Regions from separate parts of the Homo sapiens genome. Here all the other regions are linked to region 1. A link is a loop called in an ENCODE intact Hi-C map of the cell type or tissue named here. Cell type or tissue: endothelial cell of umbilical vein. All regions are shown on one strand.

The links. A loop is a pair of places that touch in the nucleus more often than their neighbours do. Peaks named below come from ENCODE experiments on the same cell type or tissue, not always from the same donor. Only the 100,000 strongest peaks of a DNase experiment are listed, where the experiment ranks them.
Region 2: it touches region 1 in a loop (4-fold over the local background); 3 of 110 quality-filtered maps call a loop at or near these places.
Region 3: it touches region 1 in a loop (13-fold over the local background); 4 of 110 quality-filtered maps call a loop at or near these places.
Region 4: it touches region 1 in a loop (13-fold over the local background); 11 of 110 quality-filtered maps call a loop at or near these places.

Annotation. Positions count from the first base shown.
Region 1 is chr9:12,636,892-12,644,891 of GRCh38, reverse strand. No RefSeq gene overlaps it. Among named protein-coding and RNA genes, the nearest start is that of TYRP1, 52 kb to the left of the region's middle. In endothelial cell of umbilical vein, no CTCF peak of the experiment used is centred here; a DNase peak (open chromatin) is centred at 4,681.
Region 2 is chr9:12,461,538-12,469,537 of GRCh38, reverse strand. No RefSeq gene overlaps it. Among named protein-coding and RNA genes, the nearest start is that of TYRP1, 230 kb to the left of the region's middle. RefSeq lists an enhancer at 5,792-6,291. In endothelial cell of umbilical vein, a CTCF peak has its summit at 4,415 (motif pointing right); no DNase peak of the experiment used is centred here.
Region 3 is chr9:12,326,414-12,334,413 of GRCh38, reverse strand. No RefSeq gene overlaps it. Among named protein-coding and RNA genes, the nearest start is that of TYRP1, 360 kb to the left of the region's middle. RefSeq lists an enhancer at 1-87. In endothelial cell of umbilical vein, a CTCF peak has its summit at 4,849 (motif pointing right); a DNase peak (open chromatin) is centred at 4,883.
Region 4 is chr9:12,551,920-12,559,919 of GRCh38, reverse strand. No RefSeq gene overlaps it. Among named protein-coding and RNA genes, the nearest start is that of TYRP1, 140 kb to the left of the region's middle. In endothelial cell of umbilical vein, no CTCF peak of the experiment used is centred here; no DNase peak of the experiment used is centred here; H3K27me3 peaks cover 145 bases.

The sequences.
Region 1 (8,000 bases):
TTTAAAAGAGCTTTCTTGTAACCTAGCTAATGAGAATGAAGGACTATTTTAACTAATCTTTACTCACAATTAGATATATTATTTTTAAAGGTTTCTTTATTTAAACCAGTTTCTAGAAAAGTGAATCCCAAAGTAAGGGAGGAAACTCCCAACGCACCCGCAACCATAGTGTTGTCATGGGGGAAAAAATACCACAGGCCCATCATTTAAATGCAAGACTTACCTGTTTATAAGAACTGTGCTCAGGATGGCAGGAGAGTGCTCACCAGCCAGAGGTGAAACTGCCACACCTAGTTTTTATTTTATTTTATTTTATTTTATTTTATTTTATTTATTTTTTATTTTTTAACAGATCACACTTACAGACTGTTCTTCCACCTACACTTAAGAACTTAAGACATCCTCCAAGATGTGCCTTGTGGTTAGCAGGCCACAGTGAATGACAGTGGAGTTTGAGATTATGGCACTTAGTAAAGAAAAAAACAAAACCAAACCATGCACTCGAGACTCTGAGATTAGCAAAATCTAAAAGGGCTATTTGAAAGGGAACTAACAGCATGCATTTAAAAGAGGTCACAGTGTTTGTCATAAAAGATTCAGGATCTATAAAGGGGATACAGCGTTTGTCTTAGAAAGTAAATCATTGAAGATCTCTAAAGACATAGGACTTGTACCAAAAAAAAAAAAAAAAAACACATTAATGATGTCCTTGTTAGTTGTATTTTCAAAATTTAGAGTGCAAGACAGAATATTTATTGATTATGAGGATCTGATTTCCTCCTCAGTGGGCAAAATGTTCTACTGGGATTTTTAAGGAAATATTAGACTTTAGATTTACATGAAATAAATGTAATTAGATGTTTAGGTGAAATAAACATAATTCAACATTACTAATATTTACTGTTTGAGTTGCCTTGGCTTCTTCCCATTGGCCAGTGTGTCATATGGTCACATAACATAGTTGAGTACATCCAGAATCCTGGAGGAAGAGTGGGCAAGAAGAACTGACTCTCATGCTTTCCTTTCCTTGCATCATACTGCAATATGTTGCAGTTGAAGTGTTTTCTAGTAAGTGCACTATACTTTGCTAAATAGTAGACTTTTGAAACACTTTGTAATACAAAAAAGGCTTTCATAAAAATCTTTTGTACCATACACAGCTTAGAAAAATAAGTGATACAACTTCTGATTTTGTCTTTGATGACAATTGGTAAAATGGTATCTTAGCAGAAATTAAAAACAGACTTACATGTAAAATGTTAACAATGAATGAAAAGATAATGATTTCCTGGGAAAGACTTATGCCACAGAAAGAAAGTTTTGAGGAGAGATACTTGGAAATGTTTGGATCTTAGGTGATTTTAAGTTCAATGTCGTGAAGTTATAACTAATCTTTCATATGTGCACAATTAAAACACTTAAACATAGAATTTATTATCTGTTTAAACAAATGAAAAGTTTTTCTTGACTTTGCAAATATTTGTATAAAATATAAAATAAAAACTATTATAAGTAATTTTTCAGAACAACTGATTGATATCAAGAAAGATGTCCATTTACTAGCCATATTACAGCAAATTTTTAAATAGGTTATTTCTAAAAATAATAAATGACTATCTTAATTAAGTAAGAACAGCCAATGATGGCTTTTTGTCTGTTCATGTCTGTATAACTTTTTCTAATTATGACAGTTGTCAAACTATGTACCAGAATAAATTCTTAAACTCAGACATTTGAATTATTCTATTACAAAAACTTAAAAAACTGAAATGAAAAAAACTTTACTCAATCAGTATTTTTGAAATAGTCACTTAACAATTAAAATAACTAAAATATTATATAATATTTTCTCAACTATTATACATTTCTCATTTCTGTGTATAATTTTTGAATATATATTTACAGAATGCTAAGTATACATCATGTATGAGCAACTACATTTACATGCACTAGAAGTGCTTGCTCAGAAACTTTTCTTGTTTTTCTAATGAAGTACTTGGTCAATAAATGTTTGCAAATTTCTAAAACTCAAAGGGATTCCTTATCTTAGATACATCTTCCAGATAACCAAATTAGATGAAAATGTGTTTAAAATGTTTCTACTCATTTAAACATAAAATATAGTCTGCTCCTAAATGGGCAAACTGAAGTAGCATGTTTAACACATGAACTGAGAAAATGTATAGCATACTAAATGGTATTCTAGAGAATAAAAGCAAGAATGTAAGAAATTAAATGACCTTTACTAACCTATCTTATGTAAATTTATCATGTGATTATTTACATATATATTTTTAGTTTCTGAACTAATTACCATACACACACACACACACACACACACAAACACACACACAGACACACACAAAGATAGAGAGAGAATTTTGTCATCTCTCCTAATGGAAAAAAAAAATCTCTAAAAAGGTGGATTGAGAATACCACATAGAATGAAGTCTCAACATTCCGTAACACGAGTAATTCAAGAGGCTTTTTATTTGGAGGACATTTATTTTCAAGTGCTTAGCTTCTTATGTTTGATAAAGAAATTATTTATAGTTCAAAAGCAATATTCTTGCCCCTATATGTCCATAGAATGATCACGTTTAAAATGAGCATGCTGTATATCATTAAGTGTATACTGTACATAATACATAATAAATCAACAGACTATATGTGACTGCTAACAGTTTCATGAAACATACAATCTTATTGGCTGGGTAAATCTGTACTTGATTTCAGAGAGAAAGAGAGGAGGGGAGACACACACACACACACACACACACAGAGATAATGTAGTTAAGGAATTTTCAAATGTCTATACACAATGGCGAGGGGTAGGGGTGTGAAGTCCTCTCCGAAGGCACCCTTAACACACACTAAAATTAGATGAAATAACATGAGAAAACAATTACTCTTCATGAGTTTGTACTATGTGGTCCATAGGTTGGTATCTGCCATTAATCAGAATTTATGGTATTTTCAATATGAGTATTAACCACGTTAGGAAAGCACTAAAAGCCTGTATAACTTTACATTTGTGTGGTTGAGTTTAGTAAATATTTATGGGAAAGAGACAGATAATTCCAAAACCCTAGACTAAGTTTGAACATACAAAAATCCTAATTTAAATGTATATATATATAAAGGGACTAAAACATTTCAGAGGTCCCTGTAAGAGGCCCCCACTTCCGATGACAAAAAAAGATACATTAAATAAATGAAGCCCCTGTGACGATACAGATGGAGTTATTTTGTGCCCCCTTAATCTAAAAATAAGACTAAACCAATTTTTCTGTGTCTTCTTGGAATAACTATTTGGCATTATCAGCAACCATGAATTTAGAACTCATTTGAGAGAAACTTTTTTTTTTAAATGACAGTCTTTGTTTTCTTCACCAAAGATATTGTAAACCTTCAAAACTCCCTGACCACCAGAAGCAGTGTACCTCTCTTTGGTCCTAGTGGTGGGAGAAGAGAATGAAGACATAACCTGTTTTCTATTTTGACTGTTACACCCTAGTGAATGGGGCTCTGTATAAGATTCTGTTCATTGACCACCCAGATTAAGATGGAAGCTAGGAAAAGAACTCAGAATACCCACACCTACTCATGGAAAATCTGCTGTCTAGGGCGGAAAGCAAAGTCTGCTACCACGGATGGGAACAAAAAAGGTAATTTAGGATACTTTTAAAAGCTAAATACTTTGTCATAGATTTTACCAAACTATTTCTGAATCAAAGCAAGAGCAAATACAATTTTGCTTGCCTTGAAAATGGGCAGCTGTTCAACGTGAACAAAGCTGAGGTGAGACACCTTGCACGTTGCTTGGAGACCATGGGACTCTACATTTTCAAGCCTCATTAATCTTTGCTTATGTTCTACAATTCCAGCAGGCTCTGTAGGTCTGTTTAATTACTCAGCATCACAGAAGTTGCCAGTTTCTTTTCTTGGAGCTAGTTTATTCATTCTAAATATTTAACCCTACTGCCCTTCACTTAGAGAAAAGCATTATATGAAAGATAGGAAATTGGAAAAACAATAAAGCTCTTAATCTGTTATTTTCACTATTAGAAGAAGAAAATGGCCTTGTCAGAAAAACAAGAAAGTGGTCATTCATGGAACTGGGTAGATTTTCACAGTTGACCCATTTACTCAGGCTCTGGGCTTTGTTCCTTAATTATCCTAAGAGATTATTCCAAAATGAAAAGCTATCATCTGTCCTGCATTATCAATAGGATTAAAAAGACTTCATTTTACCTTTGATAATCAGAAACATTGATAAATGCATTTAAAATATTTTAATAATATGAATTTATACTTTCAAATATTTGGTAAACAAAGATAACTGAATATTTTGATTTAGATTTATAAGTATTTTCGAAGTTTAAATTATGCTTCTTCAGTAAGGAATTAAGTTAACTAGGCTCAAAGAAGGCCATTGATGAAGTACCAAGTTGTGATTCTTGCTTGGTTCCTAGAGTTCTACTTCTGAAACCTGTTTCTATTAATAGTGCTTTAATATTTCACACAAATAAATGCAGAATGTTGGCAGTTTGCCTTTGTTGTGCTTACAGACTTCTTTCTGATATTCATGGAGGTACTGTGAGGGTTGTTGTAATAATGTCATAGCACTTCAGCAGCATACTGAATTTACTGAAATATCACCTTAGTGCCAGAAGGTGGCAGCTTTAGACCACTTTGAATTAACAAATAAGCTTGGCTTTGCAAAGAGGCTCTTATTACGTGTTCTTCTTAAGACATTCATGCAAGGAACCATCCAAAGGATGGCTTTAAATGATTTATTTTCTAATACAATCTTGATGAAAAATGACCTTTCAGAGTAGAAGTAATAAGTTTGGTCCCATTTGGTTTAAATCGAAATACAAGGGCCACTATTGAAAAATCTGCAGCTTTTTTGAAACTACCAGATTTATGATATCCGACTTTTACAAACAGTAAAAAAATACATCTAAAAGTAAAAAATTCATAGCCTTGCCCTTGGAATCTATAAAAATACTAAAGCTTCTAGTTTAGAGCTTTGAACTTAGATCTGAACTTCGATCTGAGCCCAGAAAGTATAAATTTAGGGCATATTTGGTCATGTCAGGCATATCAGGTATCTAAAGTTATTTAATAATTGTTTCTATTCCCTGAGAATTTTAACTAACTTCCAAGTACCATTAGCAATGAGAGAGATAGAAACAGAGAGAGAGAGAGAGAGAGAGAGAGAGAAAGGAAAACCAAGGTAAGAATGACAGCTTTAGGAATTATCTTTCAGAAAATAATAGTCTGGGAAATATCTTTCCAAAGTAGTAACTTAGGGGAAAGTGGATTTGATATGTTCAGGTTACAACCTTCTTATCCTCTTTAGGGTTTTCAAGAATTTTTTTTCAATAAGCTTCTTCTAATTATATCAGAAACCGGAAAATAAAAACAGGCAAACAACAACAAAACAGATATTTTATATTTATTTACATGATTTACAATAACATTATGTGACAACACTGACCAATGCTGACTTTCCACATCTTATTATTGTACCATTGTACCATTCAAAAGACTTCTTTTCTTCTTTTTAAATTAGGTTTGATATTTGTTTTTATATGCAAGTATGTCTGTGCACAAGAATATGAATTGATACATAAAAGATCTGAATATCTTTTCCTGGAACACTGCAGATAGCTAAAAAAATGAACCCTTGAATAGCTGAAGTAATTAACAAATTCCTTGTGCACTACAGTTTCATCAAATATTCCATATATGTGTTTCTTAAGATTTACGTATATTCTTTAGGAAGGCCTGTTGATAATCAAATAATAGATACTGAAGATATCAAATGTCTCCTACTATATTCTGGACTTATTTCTTGGAAATGTGTGCAAAATAACCCATTTTGGAAAGGTACATAAACAAATTATATTTTGAAAGCATTTGTCACCTTACTGTCAAGTGGACTACCGCTTGAAGTTACTAACCATGTGATTATGTGGTGAACTGGTAAGACTTTGGAAAAAAGGGTGGAGAGGAAAAGGAGATGTGCTAAAAAGAAATAAAACAGTGAAATCAATGAATTTCTAAACCACACATTTTGTGGTTTCCACAGGATTTCTGTTGCCATATGGTGTAGTTAATGCTTTATTTGGAAAGTGTTACCTGCATTGAAATAATGCATTATCAACCACTTAAATATTTTCAAGATTCCACCCAAATTCATGACATTTAAATAAGATTGAAAGCAAATTTTCAAGTTGAAATGTTAAAGATCAAATGATCTAGAGAAAATGTCTCAAATTCAAGACTTGCCTTCTACTCGCTGGTCTCATAGGAATTATCCTTTGGTGTTAGCATGAAGACATTGTTTTGTAGTCTTCGAGTGTGTGCCAATGTATTCAAAATGAAAAACACTCTGAAAATTTCTTGAATGACTAAAGCTGGATAGTGACTAAGAATTCTCAGAAGTCTGAGGCCAGAAATCAAAGATTTCTGATGGTGTTCACATAGGAAAGAAAATGTCATAATTGCAAATGGAGGGTGCTGGACCTGAAATCATTCACCTGTTCATTGTTACCATAAACACACAATAATTCCTGTTACCCTCGTTTGGATTGAAATGGTTTTGACCCTTAAAGGGTTTTTGAACATACATTCTAATGACATAACAGGCTGCCAAATGTTCGTGCTCCTCAAATTTTAATAACGAATACCTATATTGTTCAGGAGGCATGGGCAGACACAGGAATCTAGGATTCTAGGAAATTATGTTACTAGAAATTTCCATGAGAGTACAAGAATTAAATCCCCAAATTCTTCATACCCTAATGCAAAATTCAGATAGTTTACCAAGGAGTATATTGTTTTCAATGAATACCTAAAACAGCAATTCAAAATGATACTGCGTTGGAGGAACCGATGGTTCAGATTTTACTTCATTTCTTTGACAGTCACTTGACTCTGCTCTTTTTTAGGGATTAAGATAATCTCTTATCTCTACTCTTGAAAATCATGTGTAATCTCTTGACAGCTTTCCTAAAGGCTTAGCAACTGCTTTTCAATCACAAGGAAATTCACCTGTCTTTTTTTTTCTATTTAGTCGAGAGCGTTCTATAAACACACGCTTAAATTCAAACCAGTGTTGAATGTAAGTGTGTTGTAATAGCCCTAGACTAAAAGAATGTTTCTTTTTGGTGCCCAGTGGTATGAGAAGAGAAATGAATACAATGCTACTAATGCCTGTTATTTTCCTTGACTGGGAAAATACTTCACAGCATGCTAGAAATAAACTGCAGGCATCTTCCTCACCTCTGAGTGACCACCTTATGGATGATAAATCTAAACTAAGTTGATTGTGCCTTCTACAATTAAAATAGAAATGACAAATGGCTTGTTTTTCACACCTATATTTATTTCTTAATTAGTTTTTTCCTCTCTTTAGGCGGGCACTAGTTAAGGAGTTTCCAGTTGCATAAAATAAGAATACCTGTTATTATTATCATAGCTCCCATTTATTCAGTACTGAATTGGCCACAGGCATTATGATGAACCACTAGTTGATTCAACAATATTACTGAGCATTTATTATACAATAGATTTGGGCATCGACACCGGGCATACAATAATGAATAAGAAAGATGTGGTCTTCGAATCCAAAAACCACGTAACCTAGTGATGGATATAGAAAAGTAAACAAGTTCATTGTAAGTTCTCGAAAAAAGAAGATGCGCTGGGTGCAATGGACACATATCACAGAGAGCACCAAAGTGGGTGTCTGGAGAGGGTATGAGGGAACAACTCAGAGGATACTTATTCATTAAATAAACATTTATAAAACACCTACCATGTACAAAGCACTATGAGTAGCATTGGCGATAGATAGTAAACAAGAGACATAAATTCTACTATCATGGATTTTATTGTTCATTAGGGGAGACATATGATAAATAAATAAATACATTGTAATATTAGGGAGGAATAAGAAGAGTTAACAGTGTAACAGGATGTAGGGT
Region 2 (8,000 bases), 180 kb after region 1:
TTTTTACTTGACCTTCAACATTTTTCAGGTATTTCCTTTTGGAGGATTATTTGTTAATGTAATATCCCCACCCCCCAACCCCTACCCTAAAAGGCTACATTAATTGTCCCTTTGATGCTTTTACAAAACCTTACATTAAACTTTATGTAAATCCTAATTACTGTGCAGTATAATTTCATATTCCTTATATTTCTCTCCCATGAGACTGAGATCAGAATTGTGTATGTTTCTCTTTGTAAACACAATGACTGGGCAGTTTCTGGCACACAGCAGATGCTTGGGGAATGTTGAGTGCACAGTATGCTTATTTCCCTGTTCTAAGCAACTTTCTTTGCCTTCAACTGATTACCTGTTACTCCCTTAAAACATTGATAGCCATCACCACACACCATCACACTAAAGTATATGTTATCCTTGTGTGTGTATCTCTAGAGTTACACGCTTCTTAAAGAAAATATCTGATGTCTGTTTCTCCTGTCTCTTTGGTGATATGTAACCCAGATGTAACTCATGGTCCATACTCATAAGGTGAGCCATATTTGAAACAAAAAAGTCACAACCCAAACAAACCAAAATTTAAATTATCAGAATTAGCAGCACAAAGAAAATGTCCTCTCCTAATTTGTACTGTGGCAGTCTGAACACCCCCCGAAAATCATGCCAGAGTTTAGAAAAACAAATATACAATAAAAGTAAACACACACATACACACAAAACAGCAAATTTCTGGTAACTATTTTGGATTGCAAACAGGATAAATTTAATGTTCAAATAATCTGACAAAACAACCATTTGGAAACTGAAAAAAACATATATTTTCTATCATTATCTGTAACATTTAGGAGTACTATCTCCTAAGCTAACATTTTGACTTGGTGGTAGCTTGGCATTCTTCTTTGTGTTTTTTGTTTGTTTGTTTGTTTTTGTTTTTGTTTTTGAGATGGTGTCTCATTCTGTCACCCAGGCTGGAGCACAGTGGCACAATCCCTGCTCACTGCAACCTCTGCCTCCCGGGTTCAAGTAATTCTCCTGCCTCAACCTCCTGAGTAGCTGGGATTACAGGAGCCCGCCACCACATCCAGATAATTTTTGTATTTTTAGTAGACACGGGGTCTCACCATATTGGCCAGGCTGGTCTTGAACTCCTGACCTCAAGTGATCCTCCTGCCTCAGCTTCCCAAAGTGCTGGGATTACAGGCGGGAGCTACCATGCCCGGCCTCTTCCTAGCGTTTTTTTTACTCTCTGACATTAATTCCAAAAGTGACTAATTTTAGATGCTTTTATAGGGGAAGCAATAGCACATGAATTAATGAGAACCTGGATGAAATTATTATATAGCATAAATAAAGCTTTAAATTATAAGAATAATAGTTATAATAATCCCTTGAGAAAGTTTTATTGTACATAATGAATAGTAAGATTTTTAAGGTGCTAACAAAGAATAGTAGATATTTTAGTTTACCAGTTAAAGTTGTATTGTCATATAGCAAGAATAACAACCAATAATTCACTAGTCGTAGTAAATATTTGTAATACTTCAAATTTTATGCATAAAATGAAAATATTAATGTTGTCATGTTCTGTAATTGAGGTTCACATGACACAAGTTAGATAAATGTGACCTACATTTATGTTACCTATGCTCTAAACATTTTACAAACATTAACTTTGTTAAATTGGCACTAGATCTATGAAGTAAATGACATTATGTCCGATGATGGATAAGGAAACTAAAGCTCACAGACTTTAAACAAGATGTACAAGGCAAAACAGTAACTGAGAGATCCAGAATTGAACCTACTTCTGTTCATTTTGCTATTCAACACTGAGTTTTTGAAGTCTGCATTCTTTATTTGTAACAATTTTACTTTTATTTTTCTATATCCTCTAACTCCAGAGGTTTTTTTCTCCCCCCTCCCCCCAACTTCTACATTCACAGTTGAACCATATTATTAGGAAAGGCGCCTTGATGAAAAGATCAGGATAGGAGCTCTGACCTTTCATCAGTGTTTTCCCTAGAGTAACAAAAACAAACAAACAAACAAAAACCTAAAAAGCATCTTTCCTCTTTTTGTTTTCTTCTGTTTTTTTTTTGTTTGTTTGTTTACATCTGTTGTGCTGCATCAGTAAAGCAAACTTCAGTTAGTTTTAGGAAATGAAACATCTATCCCCTGTTTTCTGGGAAAAAAAAGCTTCAATGACTTGAAGTTGAGAATGCGGATACCACTCACTCAAACACACTCATTCTCAGACTCTAAAAATCCCTCACCCTCCTTCTAGCCAGCAAGCATACAGTACCATGTGGCAAAGGTACAGCAAAGGTGGACTTGGACTTGAGACCGAGGCTTCATCTTTCTCCTCAGTAGCAAAGGCCAGGCTGCCTTTTACAACAAAGCACCACAGCTGAACCCAGTCCCTCCTCCTTTCCCAAACCAGTCATTCCACTCGGCACTGGCCGAAAGACAAAAAAAATACTTTTTAAGGCATAAAACATATACTTTTATGTTTGTGAAAATTAACCTATATTCAAGCAGAGATCTTGTAGAAAATGAAACAAAAATTGTGATGTGACTGTAACATTGATGTTTCCACTGCCTGCCTCCTAGCCATCTTCTGTATTATGGCACAGAATTCTTGATGTTTGGGAAGAAATGTAAAGAAAAAGTTTGTACATGAAATTTTTATTAAGCAGTAAATGCATGTTTCAAAGCCAAATTTACATTTTATGTTTTTACAAATGTATGTACTCTTAAGAAGACATTTCTTGTACTTTTATGTTTATTAGTACAAGAGAATTAACCTTGAATCATATGGGTTTTAATTTTATGCAAGCAACAAATGTTATCATTCCTGAGCAAATTCTTTAAACATAGTAGACATTTAGTGTAATGTATCTGACATAATTATTCTTAAATTACAGGGAAAAAATAGCTACCGAATAACTGATCTTGCTCGAAGTCAAAACTTAAGTTCCTTATGAACAATTTTTGAACCTCATGATTTAGTACGAATAGTGTCATCTCTCCTGAGCCTTTCTGAATGCCTGTATCATATTAAAGCCCTCTCCTACTCCTTGCTGTGCCAAGCCAGCTATAGCCCTAGGGTGAGAGCAAGTTGCCAGGTGCTAAGACATCACAGTCCCAGAAGCCAGTCATCTCCTCTGCCACATCCAACAGTTCTCTCTTGGGACACAAGAAAGACATGCTTGGCCAGCACCCCTAGTGCCTCTTGGTCCAGTTCTTTTCTGGTAGGGATAATTACTTGGGGCTGCAAGTGAAAGGCACATAAAATTTCTCAACATTGCTTGAAAATTAAGTGCCAACCTCTAGCTGTAATCTTGTGAAATCATTTTATTTTGCAGCAATAATTTCAAAAGTTATCTGTGACCAGATGTTAAAAGGTACACCATTCTGAAGACTCAATTTTTACACTATTGAAGTGGTTTTTGTCTCTTAATAAAAGTCCAGAAGTTTTTTAGAACAAAAGAAACATTATCTTCTTCAGATTTCTTATTCTATAAGATAAAGGATATATAAATTATTTTTTCACTTTCTTTATGACTGTGTTTTTGCTGCATGTTACTTAGCTTCAGTAAGAAAGAAGCATGGTTAAAATTTTGTTGAATGCACTTATTCAAAGAAAGAAACACAATGTTATTTAGGACTCATTAATACAACTAAACCACATAGGGTAAGCCTAAAGATTTCTTGATATCAGAGGGCTGACTGTTGTTGAGTAGCAAGTACCTCATTTGTGAAATATTCTGCTGGTCCTTGAAACTGTCAGAAACCTCTGTAGCTCGAATGATACCAAGAATGTTAAGAGAACAGGATGAGTTATTACATTTAATATATAGGTATAGTAAAAATCAGTCGCAGAACAGGATGGAGGACAGTGTATTTTTCAAGTTCTATTGATAGATATGTGCATAAATTTCCAAGACACTTAAGTACCACTACTTAGGTTTCTTTTTTTTAATATATTGCTAATTTTATCTTAGTGCATTAACATTATAAGCCTCTAAGTTTCTTCCTTAAAAATATGCTACCCATCTGCTTCTCCAATATTTTTACACAGGCATTGCTTCTGAAAGTATAGAAACACTTTTCCTGTATCAAGGAAGGTTTGCTTAAGTAAATTAGAGTGGAGAACTGCAGCAATTATGTGAATTCTCTAGTTGAAACATGAATTATTTTTGCTGAAATGTTTGAACATATGTGTTAACAGCAAACCCACTGCTTCAACCAACTTCACTTCCTTAGGTTAGTTTACTCTAAAAACAAATAGTAAATAGTAACATCTGGGTATTAGACATAGAGTAAATCCCATTTCAAGAATTACTCTTTGTACCATAACCCTTTTGCACTACAAAGCCCACAAAAGGGGAGTTTGACTGCTAAAAACTGATAGCATTTTTATTATGGACACCAGATGGCGCTCGTACATCTTGAATTGGCTTTGATCTTTCTTGTTTTAAAATTGTCCCCCTTTCTCCTTTTCAGTAAGAATTTGCTTAAAAGATTAAAGTTCATGTATGTTTTCTCTTATGTAAAACTTAATTGAAAGCTTTCAAGTATTGAGTAAAACTCACAGCCCATTTTCACATTTTTTTTTAGCTTGATTGGACAATATTGTTGACGTCTATTGAATATTGCAGGAATGACTATTAAGAATATCTGTGTTAGTGACCTGAGGGAACAGTCCACACAGTCACTGTCTAATCATTTAGAAATTTAAATTAGTTTAGAAATTATTCTAATTTTTGAAGCCATTTTTGTCCGTATTCCATTCTTCTGTCTTCAATGCCTTGTCGGTGAAAAAAAAATAAAGAGAAAAGAAAAAAAGACACACTGGTAACTAGGAATTACATTTATCCATCATCCACAAGAGAGCCCTGTCTATGTGCAAATGAGTTTTACGTGAAGCCTCATGGGTGCCTGAAATTATTCCTCTTACAAACACTCTCTTGTTCTGCTTCATTCTCACATTTCCAGATCAGTGTCACTTTATTCTGCTTAAACCATCAAACAGATAATAGCATACAATTAGTCACCTTATTATAGGAGCAGCAGCCATTGCTGCTTTCTCTCTCTCCCTGTCTCTCCACTCCATCTCTTTAAATTGATAAGCAACTTTTTACCTTGATGAGGGATGGCATGTTATGAAAGATCTGTTCTATACTCAGTGGCTTTAACACAACCTTTTTTTGCTGGCCTTGAGCCTTTACAGTAGTCTCTTATTTTTCTGGGAATTATAGTTTATCTACCACCTCTGAGATTTCATTATGTTTAAATAGGAGCTTCCCCACCACTCCCAGCAAGCAAGAAACATCTACCTCTGCATTGTATATAATAGAAAACTGATGAAAATTAAACTTGAAAGAAACCTTTGCTTACTTTTTAAAATCCTTTATTCGTTATCTCTGCCTTTTAGTGGAAAGTTGTGGGGAAAATGCAAAATTATTAAATGCAATTTACAGAAAAGAGGCAATGATTACGTCCTTTACAATCTAGTTGACTGTGAGAGTGAAGAGGGTTTTTAAAACCCTATCATATTTCCCCCATGCTAACATGCAAATTGCTCCTCTCATGATAATGAGCACCTTATCTAGCTCAAGATATTTCATTTACAAGCTCACAGTTTTTTCCTGTTAATAGTTGGGAGGATTATTGACCAAAGGGTACTGATTGACTTTGTTATGCTACTAGCAGCACGTGGAATGCAATAATGGGCTTAGAGCTCCAGGCATCTGGAGAATTTTGATACTGTCTTTTCCAGAGGAATCTACTTTACCTTTTGGAAGTATTCCCACACAAGCTACAAAAACGTATTTTCTTTGGAACAGTATCTTGGCAGCTCTTTTCTGAATCATAGAAACTTTGAGCAGAATTAAGCTTAAAATTAAAAGAATAAAAACAACACTTGTTAAAAAATGTATCAAGATTAGGGAAATGTATCAGAGATGAGAGGGCTTTTGGATCATTTTTTCAACTGCCATAACATTAGGTTTCTACAGTGGTCAATCTCCCACCCACTTGAGGAACTGGAACTTCTCCAATTCAATAAGATTTTCTAGAGAGCAGAGGTTTTGTGAGTGATAAGGGATAATACAAGATTACCTAACACAATTCTTACTGGGAGGGAGAGAGGGAGAGAGGGAGGGAGAAAGGAAAGAAGGAAGGAAAGAAGGAAGGAAGAAGAGAGGGAGAGAGGGAGAGAGGGAGGGAGAAAGGAAAGAAGGAAGGAAGAAGAGAGGGAGAGAGGGAGAGAGGGAGGGAGAAAGGAAAGAAGGAAGGAAGAAGAGAGGGAGAGAGGGAAGAGGGAGGGAGGGAGAAAGGAAGGAAGGAGGGAGGGAGGAAAGGAGAGAAGGAGGGAGAGAGGGAAAGAAAGAAGGAAGGAGGGAGGGAGGGAAGGAAGGAAGGAGAGAGGGAGGGAAGGAAGGAAGGAGGGAGGGAGGAAGGAAAGAAGGAGGAAGGGAAAGAGGGAAAGGAAGGATGGAAGAAGGAGGGAAAGGAAGGATGGAAGAAGGAAAGGAAGGATGGAAGAAGGAAAGAAAGAAAAAAGAAAGAGAAAGAAAGAAAGAAGAGAGAGGAAAAAAAGAGAGAAAGAAAACTGCAGTAGTAGTGTCTGGTGACTTCAAAAACAAAAAAGTCACAACCCAAACAAACCAAAATTTAAATGATCAAAATTGGCAGCACAAAGAAAATGTCCTCTCCTAACTAGTATTGTGGCAGTCTGAACACCCCCCGAAAATCATGCCAAAGAGTTTAGAAAAACAATAAAAGTAAACACACGCATACACACAAAACAGCAAATTTCTGGTAACTATTTTGGATTGCAAACAGGATAAATTTAATGTTCAAACAATCTGATAGAATAACCATTTGGAAACTGAAAAAAATATATATATTTTCTATCATTACCTGTAACATTTAGCCCCTAAATGTTATAAGGCCCTGACCACTCTTTTCTTAGTGTTTACTTTAGAAAACTTGAAATTGCAATTGAACTTCTTTCAAGTTTGTGAAAGATCAGCATTGGAGAGAGGCCAGGTGTGCTGACTTTACTGCAAGGTTCTTTTCTCTTATCACATGAAATTATTTGAATGATTATTTTGCTCAAAGTCCTCCAATGGCTCTTCATTTCCTTCAGAGTAAAAGCTAATGTGATTCCATTGTCTTTATAGACCTTATGGCCCTATGCCATCTGAAACCTCCTCTCTCCATTGTCTCTCTGACCTCATCCCCTGTTATCCTTCCACTCCCACCAATCCATTTCAAATCACCCTTTCAATCATGCTGGCCTCCTTGTTATTTTCCAAACACATCAAGCACACTCAAAGACTGGAATAATATTCCCCCTGTAAAACAAAAAGTGACTAAGGCAAATCTCAATCAATTTAGGTCTACTTTGCCAAGGTTGAGGATGCAACTGGGAAAAACACAAATCACAGGTGCATCTGTGCTTTTTGCAAAGACTGTTTTGAGAACTCTAATACTTAAAAGGAAAAGAGCAAGCAGGAGGGGAAAGAGGGGGAAGAAAGGAAGAAGGGTGGACAATGAGGCAAGTGGTTACATTCTTGTGAGGCTTTGATTAACACTCAGTGAATCTACATTTTACATGTGAAAAGAGGGAGTAGAGGGAAAAGTCAATCTTGAATTTGTCTTGGAGTGGTGGAAGGATGATTTCTAGTCTTGTCCTTGTCGGGTACCTATGACGATAAGCTGGTAATTGACATTTTCAGGGTGAGATTGAACAGGATTCTGTTTTAGGACAAGTTTATAGGAAAATATGTATGTTCTGAAAGATTTGGGGGCCCTCAAAAAATTTCCTTGTAAGCCATTTGTGAAGGAGTCCGTTTGGGGAGATATGTGAATTCCAATGATTAGAGGAACCAGGCTTATATATAAGGCACAACATAGGGTTGTGAAATTACAGCTGTCTGTTTGGGACAAAAGGAAGGCAGTGTTTGTACAACTCAGTTCCCAAGTTTAACTTT
Region 3 (8,000 bases), 310 kb after region 1:
AGTTTGATCTCAGACTGCTGTGCTAGCAGTCAGCGAGACTCCGAGACTCCATGGGCATAGGACCCTCCGAGCCACGTGCGGGATAGAATCTCGTGGTGCGCCGTTTTTTAAGCCTGTCGGAAAAGCGCAGTGTTCCGGTGGGAGTGACCGGATTTTCCAGGTGCCGTCAGTCACGCCTTTCTTTGACTAGGAAAGGGAACTCCCTGACCCCTTGCGCTTCCCGAGTGAGGCAATGCGTCACCCTGCTTAGGCTCCCGCACGGTGCGCGCACCCACTGACCTGCGCCCACTGTCTGGCACTCCTTAGTGAGATGAACCCGGTACCTCAGATGGAAATGCAGAAATCACCCGTCTTCTGTGTCGCTCACGCTGGGAGCTGTAGACCGGAGCTGTTCCTATTCGGCCATCTTGGCTCCTCCCTGCACTCTTGCATATCTCATATTACATTTTTTGCTTCCCTTACACATAATAGAGATGTTAAGCCATAAGTTAAGTTTGGGATCAGAAATCTCTGCCCTATCCTTCAGCCCTCTATAAGCATTGTTTTGCTTTATTTGGCTTTTTATATTGAGTAAAAGGATAAAGACAGTTTTGTTTTTTCTGGAATTTATTTTTTACCTAGATACATTGAAAATGTTTTCTTTGTTTAGCAATTTCAAGGGCAACCATTGAACTGTTCTCTGTCACTATAGTTTTGTCTTTTTGAGAATACGATATAAACAATATAGTATGTAATCTTTCAGATGGGCTTATTTCAGCCTATGCTATTTTCCTTTTCATTTTTTCTGATCATCTCGCAAGTGTGCAGAGATATCTTATTGTTTTAACTATTTGGATTTTCCTAATGATGAAAGATCTTCAGCATTTGTTCATACTCTTATTTGTCATTTGTATTTTTTAAGTTAACACATAATTATTTTATAATATTTGGAGGGCACATGTCATACTGTGATACATGCATACAATGTGCAGTAATCAAATAAGAATGCTTGAGATATCCATCATTTCCAACATTTTTTATTTCTTTTTGTTAGGAATATTACAAATCTCTTCTTGCTTTTTTTTTGCAGTTTTTCACTTTTCTATGGCCCCAGGGTTTCTCATAGCCTCAATTTTGAGTTCTAGGATATTGGTGAAGATAATCTTAGCAACAAAGGTTGGTTGTAGTTTTCTGTGGGAGAGGTTGAAAAAAATTGCTTTTAGTCCACCATTTTGATGAATCTTCAAATATTTTCTTTGATGAGGTGTTAATTCAGATATTTTCCCCATTTATAAATTGAGTTCTTTTCTTATTAAGTTTTACATTTTTATATATTTTTGATACATGTCTTTTATAAAGTAGGAGTTTTGCAAATATTTTATTTCAGTCTTAGCTCATCACTTCATTCTCTTAACGGTATGTTTCACAGAGCAGATATTTTTAATTTTACTAAAGTCCAAATCACCAATTTTGTTTTCCTTGATTTTGTTTTTGGTGTTCTAAAATCTCATCATCAAACTAAAGGTTACATAGATATTGTCCTCTTTCCTTCTAGAAATTTTATAGTCTTAATTTTATATTTATGATTCATCTTGAATTCATGTTTTAGAAAAGTTTAAGGTGTGTGTGTAGGTTCGCTTTTTCGATGTGAATGTTCATTTATTTCAGTACCATTTGTTGAAAGACTACCTATTGAATTGCTTTGGCACCATTGTTGAAGATCAGTAGACTATATTTGAGTGGGTCCATTTCTGAAATGTCTAGTCTTTTCCATATATATATATATATTATTTATCAATACCACATTCTATTGGTTCTTATAGCTTATAGAAGTTTAAAAATCATAGTGTGAGTTCTTCACCCTTCTTCTTTTCAGGTCTTTTGCCTTTCCATTTAAGAATTTTTTTTTTTTTTTTTGATAGGTGCAAAATAGCTTAATGAAGATTTTATTTTCACTTTGGTATTTTTTATAAACTCAAATGAGTGTTAGGGCTTGCCAAATTATTTTTAATTATTGTATTAGGGTTCTCTAGAAGGACAGAACTAATAGGATACATATATAGAGAAGTTTGTTAATTATTTACTCACACAATCACAAAGTCCCACAACAGGCCATCTCCAAGCTGAGGAACAAGGAAAGCCAGTCTGAGTCCCAAAACTGAAGAACTTGAGCCTGATGTTCGAAGTCAAGAAGGATCCAACATGGGAGAAAGATGAAGGCCAGGAAGCTAGGCCAGTGTAGTCTTTCACGTTTTTCTGCCTGCTTTATATTCTAGCTGCGTTGGCAGCTGATTAGATGGTGCCCACCCAGATTAAGGGTGGGTCGGCCTTTCCCAGCTCACTGACTCAAATGTTAATCTTCTTTGGCAACACCCTCACAAACATACCCAGGATCAATACTTTGCGTCCTTCAATCCAAACAAGTTGACACTCAGTATTAATCATCACAATTATCAATTGATATGATCGTATGATGTTTATTATTTACCCTGTTGGTGTGGATTACATTGAGTAATTTTGTTATGTAAATCTCTTTGTGAACTGGAATAAATCACTTTAATTGGGATGACGTCGAATCTATGGATAAAGTAGGGAATAAGTGACATTTTAACAGCAGTGAGTCTACCAATCTGTTAATATGGATTAAATGGACAGTCTCTCCATTTAAGTCATTTTTTGATTTAATGTTTTGTATTTCTCTGCATGCATATCCTGTACATACGTATGTCAAATTGATACCATAGCATTTCATTACTTTTATGCTGCTATAAATAAAATTTAAAATTTTCAAATCTCAATTTTTCATTGCTGCTATGCTGAAAAATGATTGATTTTTGTATACTGACTTTGTGTCCTGCCACCTTCTAAATTCAATTATTAGTTTCAGGAGTTGTTTTTTTAATATAGTGTCTTTGAGATTTTCTACATACACAAAGCATGCCATTTGCAAATAAACACCGTACAATTTATCCATTTCCAAACTATATACTTTATTTCCTTTCCTTGTTTATTGTACTAGCTAGAATTTCTAGGACATTGTTGAATTAACAGTGATTACAACATAGCTTCTTTTTTCTGATCTTAGGGAAAAACATTCAGTTTATCACCATTAAGAATAAGGTAGGTTTTCTGGGAGATGTCCTTTATTAAATTGAGGAAGTTCTCTTATATTTGCTGAAGAATTGTTTTTTATCTCAAGTAGGTGTTAGCTTTTATAAAACGGTTGTCAGAATTTATATGATGATATTATTTTTCTTCTTTATCCTGTATATGTGGTGTTTTACATAAAGTGATTTTTAAATGTAACACCAGCCTTGCATATCTATAATAAATCACACTGCTTGTGGTATATAACTTTTTCTATACATTGTTGTACTCGATTTGTTGTTTTTTTTGAGGATTTTTAAATTTATTGTGCACAAGATGTATTGATCTGTTGTTTCTTTTCTTGCAATGTATTTTGATTTCAGTATTCGGATAATATTGCCCTAGAATTTCTTCTTGGAGAATGTATGTATTTATCATGTTTAATGCCCTTTGTTCCTGATTACTTTCCTTGTTCTGAAGTCATCTTTGTATGAACTTAATGTAGCTACTTCGTATTTCTTTTGAAGAGTCAGTAAGTGGTTGTTTGTTTGTTTGTTTGTTTGTTTTGAAATGGAGTCTCGCTCTGTTATCCAGGCTGGAGTGCAATGGCATGATCTCAGCTCACTGCAACCTCTGCCTCCCCAGTTCAAGTGATTCTTGTGCCTCAGCCTCCTGAGCAGCTGGGATTACAGGCGCAGGCATCACTACACCTGGCTAATTTTTGTATTTTTAGTAGAGACGGGTTTTTGTCACTTTGGCCAGGCGAGTCTCAAACTCCTGGCCTCAAGTGATCCATCCTCCTCGGCCTCTCAATGTGCTGGGATTACAGGTGTGAGCCACCATGCCTGACCTGTTTCTTCTAATTTCTGAAAAAAGATTGTGAAGAATTTTACACATATTCATTTTTAATATAGTTAAGAACAAGAAAAATTAAATATTTTATTTTGCCTTCATTCATTCCTTCCTGGTGCTCTTGTTTCTTATTTCATATAGATTCAAGCTTCTGACCAACATCTTTTTTTTCCTTGCCTGAAGAAGTTCTTTTAATATTTCGTAAAGAACTCATCCCAAGTTTACTAAAGTGATTTCAACAAATAGAAGAGGAGGGTATTTTTCAAAACTCATTTCTGAGGCCAGCATTATCTTGATACCAAAACACACAAGGACATTACAAAAAGTGAAAACTACAGGCCAATATTCCTGATAAACATTATGCAAAAAATTATCAGCAAAATATCAGCAAACAGAATTCAACAACACATTAAAAAGATCATTCACCATGATCAGGTGAGATTCATCTCAAGGATGTAAGGATGGTTCAAAATATACAAATCAATAAACATGATAGATCATATCAACAGAATTAAGAACAAAAACCATATGATCGTCTCACTAGATGTCGATCAAGTATTTGGTAAAATTCATCATCGCTTCATGATAAAATCTGTTAACAAACTGGGCATAGAAGATGTGGGCAGCAAGCCACCCAGGTGCCAAGGTAACAGACCGAGGGCACAAGCTGTTCCAGTATAATAAAGAAAATATATAGAATAAGAATAGTTATATTAGAAATAGATTATAGATATGATTATATATGAATATCATTAATCATTAGTTTGAAGCATTACTCTTTATTCCAATATTATAATAATCTTTGTTCTACAATTGTAACCTAGGAAAAACCAGGCCATACAGAGATAGGAGCTGAAGGAACACGGTGAGAGAAGTGACCAGAAGACAAGTGTGAGCCCTCTGTTATGCCCGCACAGGGCCACTAGAGGGCTCCCTGGTCTAGCGGTAACTCCAGCGCCTGGGCAGGCACCCCTTACCTAGCGGACCTTGGTCTAGCGGTAGCGTTAGTGCCTGGGGAAGGCACCCGTTACTTAGCAGACTGGGAAAGGTTGTCTCCCTTTCCCCCAGGGAAGTTAAAGAAGACTCCGCTCCACCACCTCTTGTGGAAGGCCTGACATCAGTCAGGGCCGCCCGCAGCCATCCAGAGGCCTGACCAGACGTCTCCCTGTGAAGCTGTGCTTCAGCGGTCACGGTCCTGGTCCACTCTGTACACCTGGCTCATGTTCCACTCTGTACAACTGGCTCTGCCATATAGATAGCAGTAGCAGAATTAGTGAAAGTATTAAAGTCTTTGATTTTTCTGAGAAGAGCATAGAAGAAATAATGACTTAAGCTGTATCTCTCTCACTCTCCACTACTTGAAAGGGAAAGGCCCCCTGTCTGGCGGACACGTGACTCACGTGACCTTATCAATCATTGACTCACAGTCCTTACCCTGCCCCTTTTGCCTTGCATCCAATAAATAACAGCGCAGCCAGGCATTCAGGGCCACTACCGGTTTCTGCGTCTAGGTGGTAGTGGTTCCCCCAGCCCAGCTGTCTTTTCTTCTGTCTCTTTGTCTTGTGTCTTTATTTCTATGATCTCTCATTTCCACACACGAGGAGAAAAACCCACAGACCCAGTAGGGCTGGACCCTACAGAAGAAACATGCCTCAACACATTTAAGGTCATATATGACAAAAACACAGCTTAATATCATTCTGAATGGGGAAAAATTAAAGTCTTTTCATTAATATCTGGAACAAGGCAAGGATGCCCACTTTCTCCACCTCTATCCAACACAGTACTAGGAGTTCTAGCCAGTGGAATTAGATAAGAGATAGAAATAAAGGGCGTCCAAATTAGAAAGGAAGAAGTCTAATTATCTTTGTTTGAAGCTGATATGATCTTATCTCTAGAAAAACCTGAAGATTCCTCCAAAAATCTTAGAACTGATAAATAAACTTAGTGAATTTGCAGAATAAAACATCAACATATAAAAACCAGTAGCATGTCTACATGCTGACAGCATTTAATCTGAAAAAGAAATCAAGAGAACAATCTCATTTACAACACTAAAATAAAAATACCTAGAAATAAATTTAACCAATGAAGTGAAAGATACGCACAAGGAAAACTATAAAACACTGATGAAAGTAACTGAAGAGGACACACACACACACACACACACACGAAAACCCATGCCCATACATTGAAAGAATTAATACTGTCAAATGTCTATATGTCTCAAAGTGATCTGCAGATTCAAGGCAATCCCAGTCAAATACCAATGACTTTTTTTACAGAAATAGGAAAATAATACTAAAATTTGTGTGGAACTAAAAAAGACTCGGAACTGCTAAAGCAATCCTAAGCAAAAGAACAAAGCCAGAGATATCACACTACTTGATTTCAAATTATACTACACAGTTATAGTAACCAAAACAACATGGCATTGACATAAAAAGAGACACATAGACCAATGAGAATAGAGAACCCAGAATCCATGCGCTTAAAGCCAACTCATTTTCCAAAAAGACACCAAGAACATTCACTGGGAAAATGACAGTCTCTTTAATAAATGGTGCTGAGAAAACTTAATATCTATATGCGGAAAATAAAACTAGATTCCTATCTCTCAGCGTATCTATAAATCAACTCAAAATAAATTAAAGACTTATATGCAAGACTTGAACTATAAAACTAATAAAAGGAAACATTGGGGAAATGCCACAGGATATTGGCCTGGGCAAAGATTGTTTGGGTAAGACCTCAAAAGCACAGGCAAGAAAAGCAAATGTAGACAAATTGAATTATGTTAAGCTAAAATTGTTCTGAATTGGAAAAGAAAAAACAACAACAACAATGAAGTGAAGAAGCAACTAACAGAGTGGGAGAAAATATTTGCAAACAATCTATCTGACAAGGGATTAATAACAAGAATATACAAGAAACTTAAAAAAAGGCAAAAAAAGAAAATCAAATTTGAAAATGAGAAAAAGACGTGAATAGACTTTTCTCAAAGACATACAAATGGCCAAGAGGTATATTTAAAAAATGCTCAGTATCTCCATTATCAAGGATATGTAAATCAAAACCACAATGAAATATCATCTAATCCCCATTAGCATGGCTACTATCAAAAAGACGAAAAGTAATAAATGCTGGTGAGGGTGCAGAGAAAAGGGTACCTTTGTACACTGCTGGTAGGAATCTAAATTCGTACAGCCATAAGGAAAACAGTAAGGAGGTTCCTCAAAAACTAAAAATAGAATTACCACTGCTTGGTACATATTCAAAAGAAAGGAGATAACGTATAAAGGAAATATATGAACTCACATTTTTATTGTAGCAGTATTCACGATAGGCAAGAAATGGAGTCCGCTTAAGAATTCATCAATGGATAAAGAAACAAAATGTGATATTTATACACAATGGAATATTATTCAGCCATAAAAAAATAAAATTCTGTCATTTGCAGCAATGTGGATGGAACTAGAGGTTATTATGTCATGTAAAACAAGCCAGGTACAAAAAGACAAATAATTACATTTCCAACTCATATGTGGGAGCTAAAATAGTGGATCTTATGTAATTAAAGAGTAAAATGGTGGTTTCCAGAGGCTGGGAAGGACAGATGGATGAGGGGATGGGGAGAAGTTAGTGAAGAGGTAAGTTAGACGAAATAAGTTCAAGCATGTGATAGTACAGTAGGCAAATTATAGTTAACAATAATGTATATTTCAAAATAGCTAGAAGAATTGTAACAAAGAAAAATCAAATGTTTGAGATGATAGATATCCCAATTACACTGATTTGATCATTACACATTGTATACAGGTATCAAATTATTATATATACCACCAAAATAAATACAATTATTATGTATCAGTAAAAAATAACAGTAAAATTAAATGTAATAAAAACATTTTTTCAAGGGTGCGTCTAAAGTCAATAAATCTCCTTAGTTTTTTTTTTTTGTCGAGAACGTTCATTTCTTCTTTACTTTTGAGGGATAATTTCACTGGATATAGAATTTAAGATTAGTGTTTTCTTCTTTCAACACTTTAAATGTTTTATTCTATTCTCTTCTTGCTTAAATG
Region 4 (8,000 bases), 85 kb after region 1:
AGACTGGGGAGCTGCAGCACCTGCCAACCCTTCTGCCTCTGGGTTCTAGCCTGAACTGTGTGGTACATAAGGCCATTGCATCAACCCCTTACTCATCAGTGTTCTCCACATTTTCACTCAGAACATCAATTGGCATAAATAGCCTGAGGACTCTGAAGAACTCTCTTCCTTTTGGGCACTTGGAGACTGAGTTCATTAACTTCTCCCCAGGGGAAAGGGCAGTTCTCAACTGTAAAGGCAGTGTCTAATTCGAGGTTGAAAAGTATTGTATTGACTTCCTCTTTTCCTAATTGAATACCCTTTATTTCCTTCTCCTGCCTGATTGCCCTGGCCAGAACTTCCAACACTATGTTGAATAGGAGCGGTGAGAGAGGGCATCCCTGTCTTGTGCCGGTTTTCAAAGGGAATGCTTCCAGTTTTTGCCCATTCAGTATGATATTGGCTGTGGGTTTGTCATAGATAGCTCTTATTATTTTGAAATACGTCCCATCAATACCTAATTTATTGAGAGTTTTTAGCATGAAGGGTTGTTGAATTTTGTCAAAGGCTTTTTCTGCATCTATTGAGATAATCATGTGGTTTTTGTCTTTGGCTCTGTTTATATGCTGGATTACATTTATTGATTTGCGTATATTGAACCAGCCTTGCATCCCAGGGATGAAGCCCACTTGATCATGGTGGATAAGCTTTTTGATGTGCTGCTGGATTCGGTTTGCCAGTATTTTATTGAGGATTTTTGCATCAATGTTCATCAAGGATATTGGTCTAAAATTCTCTTTTTTGGTTGTGTCTCTGCCCGGCTTTGGTATCAGTATGATGCTGGCCTCATAAAATGAGTTAGGGAGGATTCCCTCTTTTTCTATTGATTGGAATAGTTTCAGAAGGAATGGTACCAGTTCCTCCTTGTACCTCTGGTAGAATTCGGCTGTGAATCCATCTGGTCCTGGACTCTTTTTGGTTGGTAAACTATTGATTATTGCCACAATTTCAGAGCCTGTTATTGGTCGATTCAGAGATTCAACTTCTTCAAATTGTCCCTGTTTGCAGACGACATGATTGTTTATCTAGAAAACCCCATCGTCTCAGCCCAAAATCTCCTTAAGCTGATAAGCAACTTCAGCAAAGTCTCAGGATACAAAATCAATGTACAAAAATCACAAGCATTCTTATACACCAACAACAGACAAACAGAGAGCCAAATCATGGGTGAACTCCCATTCACAATTGCTTCAAAGAGAATAAAATACCTAGGAATCCAACTTACAAGGGATGTGAAGGACCTCTTCAAGGAGAACTACAAACCACTGCTCAAGGAAATAAAAGAGGAGACAAACAAATGGAAGAACATTCCATGCTCATGGGTAGGAAGAATCAATATCGTGAAAATGGCCATACTGCCCAAGGTAATTTACAGATTCAATGCCATCCCCATCAAGCTACCAATGACTTTCTTCACAGAATTGGAAAAAACTACTTTAAAGTTCATATGGAACCAAAAAAGAGCCCGCATTGCCAAGTCAATCCTAAGCCAAAAGAACAAAGCTGGAGGCATCACACTACCTGACTTCAAACTATACTACAAGGCTACAGTAACCAAAACAGCATGGTACTGGTACCAAAACAGAGATATAGATCAATGGAACAGAACAGAGCCCTCAGAAATAATGCCACATATCTACAACTATCTGATCTTTGACAAACCTGAGAAAAACAAGCAATGGGGAAAGGATTCCCTATTTAATAAATGGTGCTGGGAAAACTGGCTAGCCATATGTAGAAAGCTGAAACTGGATCCCTTCCTTACACCTTATACAAAAATCAATTCAAGATGGATTAAAGATTTAAACGTTAAACCTAAAACCATAAAAACCCTAGAAGAAAACCTAGGCATTACCATTCAGGACATAGGCGTGGGCAAGGACTTCATGTCCAAAACACCAAAAGCAATGGCAACAAAAGACAAAATTGACAAACGGGATCTAATTAAACTAAAGAGCTTCTGCACAGCAAAAGAAACTACCATCAGAGTGAACAGGCAACCTACAACATGGGAGAAAATTTTTGCAACCTACTCATCTGACAAAGGGCTAATATCCAGAATCTACAATGAACTCAAACAAATTTACAAGAAAAAAACAAACAACCCCATCAAAAAGTGGGCGAAGGACATGAACAGACACTTCTCAAAAGAAGACATTTATGCAGCCAAAAAACACATGAAGAAATGCTCATCATCACTGGCCATCAGAGAAATGCAAATCAAAACCACTATGAGATATCATCTCACACCAGTTAGAATGGCAGTCATTAAAAAGTCAGGAAACAACAGGTGCTGGAGAGGATGCGGAGAAATAGGAACACTTTTACACTGTTGGTGGGACTGTAAACTAGTTCAACCATTGTGGAAGTCAGTGTGGCGATTCCTCAGGGATCTAGAACTAGAAATACCATTTGACCCAGCCATCCCATTACTGGGTATATACCCAAATGAGTATAAATCATGCTGCTATAAAGACACATGCACACGTATGTTTATTGCAGCACTATTCACAATAGCAAAGACTTGGAACCAACCCAAATGCCCAACAATGATAGACTGGATTAAGAAAATGTGGCACATATACACCATGGAATACTATGCAGCCATAAAAAATGATGAGTTCATATCCTTTGTAGGGACATGGATGAAATTGGAAACCATCATTCTCAGTAAACTATCGCAAGAACAAAAAACCAAACACCGCATATTCTCACTCATAGGTGGGAATTGAACAATGAGATCACATGGACACAGGAAGGGGAATATCACACTCTGGGGACTGTGGTGGGGTCGGGGGAGGGGGGAGGGATAGCATTGGGAGATATACCTAATGCTAGATGACACATTAGTGGGTGCAGTGCACCAGCATGGCACATGTATACATATGTAACTAACCTGCACAATGTGCACATGTACCCTAAAACTTAGAGTATAATAAAAAAAAAAAAAAAAAAAAAAAAAAAAAGAATTGTAAAAAAAAAAATTATAAATAAAACAAAGAAGAATAAAAAAAAAAAAAAAAAAAAAAAAGAAAAGTATTGTATTGTAAACTAAAAATAAAATCTTAACCCCTGTCCCGCCCGCTACCACGTGCTGTACAGACCCCAAAGGGCCCCCAGAAAAAAAAACTTAAAACTAAGTTCCTTGCGGCCAAAGGGACCCCACAAAAAAACAAAACTGAGTTGGTGACAGGATGGGAGGTCAGATATGCTTTGTTATATCCCCCCCTTTCATGGTTTACCCACAACTGACCAGCATTAATGTTAACATAGAGATCATAAGACCAACAGAACAGACTCTTTGTTGCAATAAGATGCCCAATTACAAACAAGACCTAAGGCCATGCCAGGCAAGGGTCTGGCATGGGTACAATTAAAGAATAAACTATGCTGTAACTGTGCTACAAAGCTTTTCTTTTTCTCTAGGCTAAACAAGCACTGGCCTCCAGATAAGCAAGCTAAGTAAAACGATTTGCAACTCATCCACCGCCAGACACTGAACTCCAGCCTCTTTTTCACCAGCCATAACTACAGCTATGATTGGACAAGAGACTGATTTCAATAACTTTCTCCCATCAAGAAGGACCTCCGACAATGGACTGATTCTGGCTGGTTTACAGAAGTTGCATATTTCATATACCTTCAAGTCCTGAGGAAATCTTTTGACATATAAGGCCTAACCGTAATACATTTAAATGTTAAGTCTCCACCCAAAAGTGAACATGGGTTGTCTGTAACATGCATGTTTATCCAATACGCATGCGTCAGGACCACCTTCATTAATATTCATAGCTCCTCTTGTAACATGTTGAAAATGTATGTTTAGTCAACCCTTTCAGCAAACAGCTTCTATCCCCACCCCTACTAATTGGCAGGGCCTGTCCCTGGTCTTTGCAGGAGGCACCTTTCCCAACCTGCAGGATGGCGGCCACCTTAAAGGCTGTAACCCCTTATAAGACATAAAGTCTCCTCTCATTTTCTAAATTTATAAGTTGTGGTGTGCTTTTTTTTTTTCCAGTTAACAGTATAAATGAACCACAGATAGCTTCTGTACATTGGCCCTTTGGTTATTTCTTCACTGCAGGCTGAGACACCCTTAGCTCAAAAGCCTAACAGCCCCCAAACTCAAATTTTTACATATCAAATTATTTTAAATATGGCCCAAACAAGCAAATTTTTAGTCATTCATAGTCTGCTTGTTTTGCATACTCCATAAAGCCTCACATGACAGCTATTACCTACAGATACGATAGGACTTAGCAGTTATAGCTTCTTTGGTCCAGAGACTTCCCACCATCCTTCTAAGCCACATCACCTAGATATCTAAGCCCTCTCTTTGATCCACCACTCCTCTGAGAGTTCCCTTGCTCTCTACTTCTTTGAGGTAGCAATGCCCCCATCTCTTTCCTGCACTCCCAAACCACCTCACCATAACCTCTGCACATCCCCCACCTGCAAACTGGTCAAAGCAACCTCATGGTCATATCTTTTTCCTAGATCAGCCATCAAATCCCTCAAACCCCTAAAAAAGTCATTTGCTACAAAGACAGTTAAAATGCCCCTTCAAAGAAGCTTTTCATGTCAGAGGCTTGAAATTGTGATTTCTAGAAGGAGAAATCAAAACAAAATGCTAAAATAGGAGGAAAAAAGTGGCAATCACCAGGTAATGGCCAAAAGGAATTGATGGCAGGTCATATGAAACACATCCTGTATTCTACTAGAAATGAGAAGGATATTTTAGTGAGGCTGAAGTTTGTGCCACACAGGATGAAATCAAAGTCAGAGAATAAATATAAATTACCTATAGATAATTTGTAACTACCAAAGAGCTTCTGGTGGAGTCTCTATTATAAAGAGTGGCCCAAGAGGGCTATCAAGTCATAAACCTGGCATAAGAATTTTCATTGTGTGAGTGGGGGTTCTTATTGTTGGATCTGTGTGACAGGGATTTTTGGCATAGGGCTCATGGGGAGGGCTTCATAAACTACTTGAATTTGAGTGCAAAACATGTGTAAATATGTGTGAAGTGCACGTGGCGGCATCTGCTGGCAGTCTTTTTAAAGTCCATCCTCCCACTCTTCGTTTTTTTTCCCAGTCTTTCTTGCAATAGATGTGGTCATACAATTAAGTTCCAGCCAATGAGACTTGAGTGGAAGTAAGATGAAATCTCTGTGGCGTGCCTTTAAAAGGATAGGGAAATATCCTTTCTGTAAATCTTTTCTTCTCTCCGGCTGCCTAGAATATACACAAAATGACAAGAGTTCCAGCTCTTCCTGATACCACGAGCAGCCTTGGAAATGGAAACCATGCATGGTAAGCCATAAGATAAAACCTCATGTGAACGTCAAGTTACCCCTAGACTGCCTATCTCCAAGTTATTACATGAAAGGGAAACAATCTTCTAACTCTTTTAAGTTTTAGATTTTGTTTTATCCTAGCCTGTTTCTCAGTGATGCAGTGAATTTGTTATGGTGAGGGTTTCCACACTTAAATTCACTTCTCAGAAAGGCCTTTGATATTAAATACTTACTAATTGCTCTTTGAGAGGAATGTGTAAAGCCTACTGGGATACAGAATGGTAAGAAAATGAAAATTAAATCACTTGGCAAGTCTTCTTTGGGATTTAGTAGAATCCTGATCATTTGACAGTATTGAATGAAAGTTAGGCTAACCTATTAGAACTAGTGAGTAGTCACTCTATATTCAGATTTCAGAAATGGTTGTCGTTCACATCTATTATGAACCAAGGACATGACATGTCAGTTATTTTCTCTATGAGCTTCGATTTAGTATCATCCAAGGTTAAAGGAAGAAAGTATACAGTTATTTGCTGCTGGGCAAAAATTAATGAAAAGAGGCCATTGAATCTAAGTGGCAGAGGAAATAACTCGTGAAAAACAGGTAGTTGTAAGTGCAAAGGGGTCCTGAGGAAAATGAAAAACTTTGTCAAATTGTGAAATACTCATTTTAGAGATACGAATTTTAGAGTGGGAACAACTAGTAAGGAAAGGGGACATGGATCAGTATATAGTGTGACCTGTGTTTTCCTTAGCTAGTGTTTCTTCTTTGGTCTTATTTTTTAAATGTAGCTGTAATTAATTATGGACAGTATTGAGGGTATGCTCATAGTATTTTGAGTGTTAGCCTTACTGTTTAACTTATTTTTTTAAAAAAATTATTCTACTCTCAAGTGTAACTTTATCACATTTGGGAAACAAATATATTTCCTGGAAGAGCAGTTATAATTTTATAATAAATAGCAATAAGAAATCATATTGGCTGAAAAAATAAAGTTACAGTTTATAAACTACTGAAAACATATAGCCATAGCCGGGCGCGGTGGCTCACACCGGTAATCCTAGCACTTTGGGAGGCAGAGGCGGGCAGATTGCCTGAGCTCAGGAGTTTGAGACCAGCCTGGGCAACACGGTGAAACCCCGTCTCTACTAAAATACAAAAAAAATTAGCTGGGCATGGCCGCATGCGCCTGTAGTCTCAGCTACTCGGGAGGCTGAGGAGAATTGCTTGAACCCCGGAGGCGGAGGTTGCAGTGAGCTGAGATCGCGCCACTGCACTCCAGTCTGGGTGACAGAGTGAGACTCCATCTCAAAAAAAAAAAAAGTATATATATATATATATATACATATATATATGTATACAAAGTACCAATTTGATTAGTGCATGGTATATATAGGTACTCTTTAAATATCCACTATCATTATTAGCTATAAAATGTCTTTTTAGTAAGAAACATATATTTGTACTTCCAGTTATACCTCTAGTGGCAGCCTGGATATAATATCACATTCCAATGTTTAGAAATTTTGAGATATAAAAATAAGAATAGGCTATTCGTAAAGAAAAATTATTAGCTAATAGAAAAAGATTTAAAAACTAAAGGTATATGTACAAAATCTCTGTCGACAAATTGTCAAAACCCACAAGGCAACTTTCTTGCCTGAAACTTGAGTAGTGAATATCTAATAGAAAAAAAAGAACATACAAGTAAAGTGTAGAAAAATAAGCCAGAATATCTCATTCCATTATAACAACTTGCTATGGTCCGAATGTTTTAAGCCAGAATATCCCATTCCATTATAACAACTTGCTATGGTCTGAATGTTTATGTCCCCACAAAATTCATAAATTGATATCCTAACCCTAAGTGATGGTATTAGGAAGTGGTTTGGGGGAGGTAATTAGGTCATGCGGACAGAATCCTCATGATTTAGCATCCTTATAAAAGAGGGGCTGAGGCTCAATATACTTTCTTTGTCCCTTCTTCCATTTAAGGTTACAGTAGAAAGATGGCCATCTGTGTACTAGAAAAGTGCCCCTCACCAGGCATAAGATTTTTCAGCCCTTGATCTTTGATTTCTCAGACTCAGAACTCTGAGAAATAAATTTCTGTTATTTATAAACCATTGAGTTTATTGTATTTTGTTACAACTGAATGAATGTACTAGACACCACTATTAGCAATTTCATATAAATAATATATAATGTATACTGTCAAATGAAATATGCAATTATTTTGTAAGCTATATTGGTATTATTACCATGTTTTCCCCACTAAGTAATATATCTTATTCCTTTTTCATTACTTTTTAACAGCATTATTTTTAAAAATTGCAACTCATATATACATGTTATAATTTTCTCAATGAACTTCTTGAATCAGTCATTTAGATTGCTTGCAACTTTTTTCCCATAAACACAATGCTGTAACATCTTGTGCTAAATATTTATACAAACCTTGATTTGTCTAGTACAAATTCCTAGAAAGCTGAGATATATACACACTTATGAGATATACTGAAAAATTTTGCAGCAGATATCTTGTATCAATTTTTATGGCTGTTAACATGGTATAAAATTGCCCATTTTTTAATACCTTGTCTAATCATGGGTAAGAAATTTTCCTTTTTTCTCTCCTTTCTTTCCATCATATATGCTTTTCT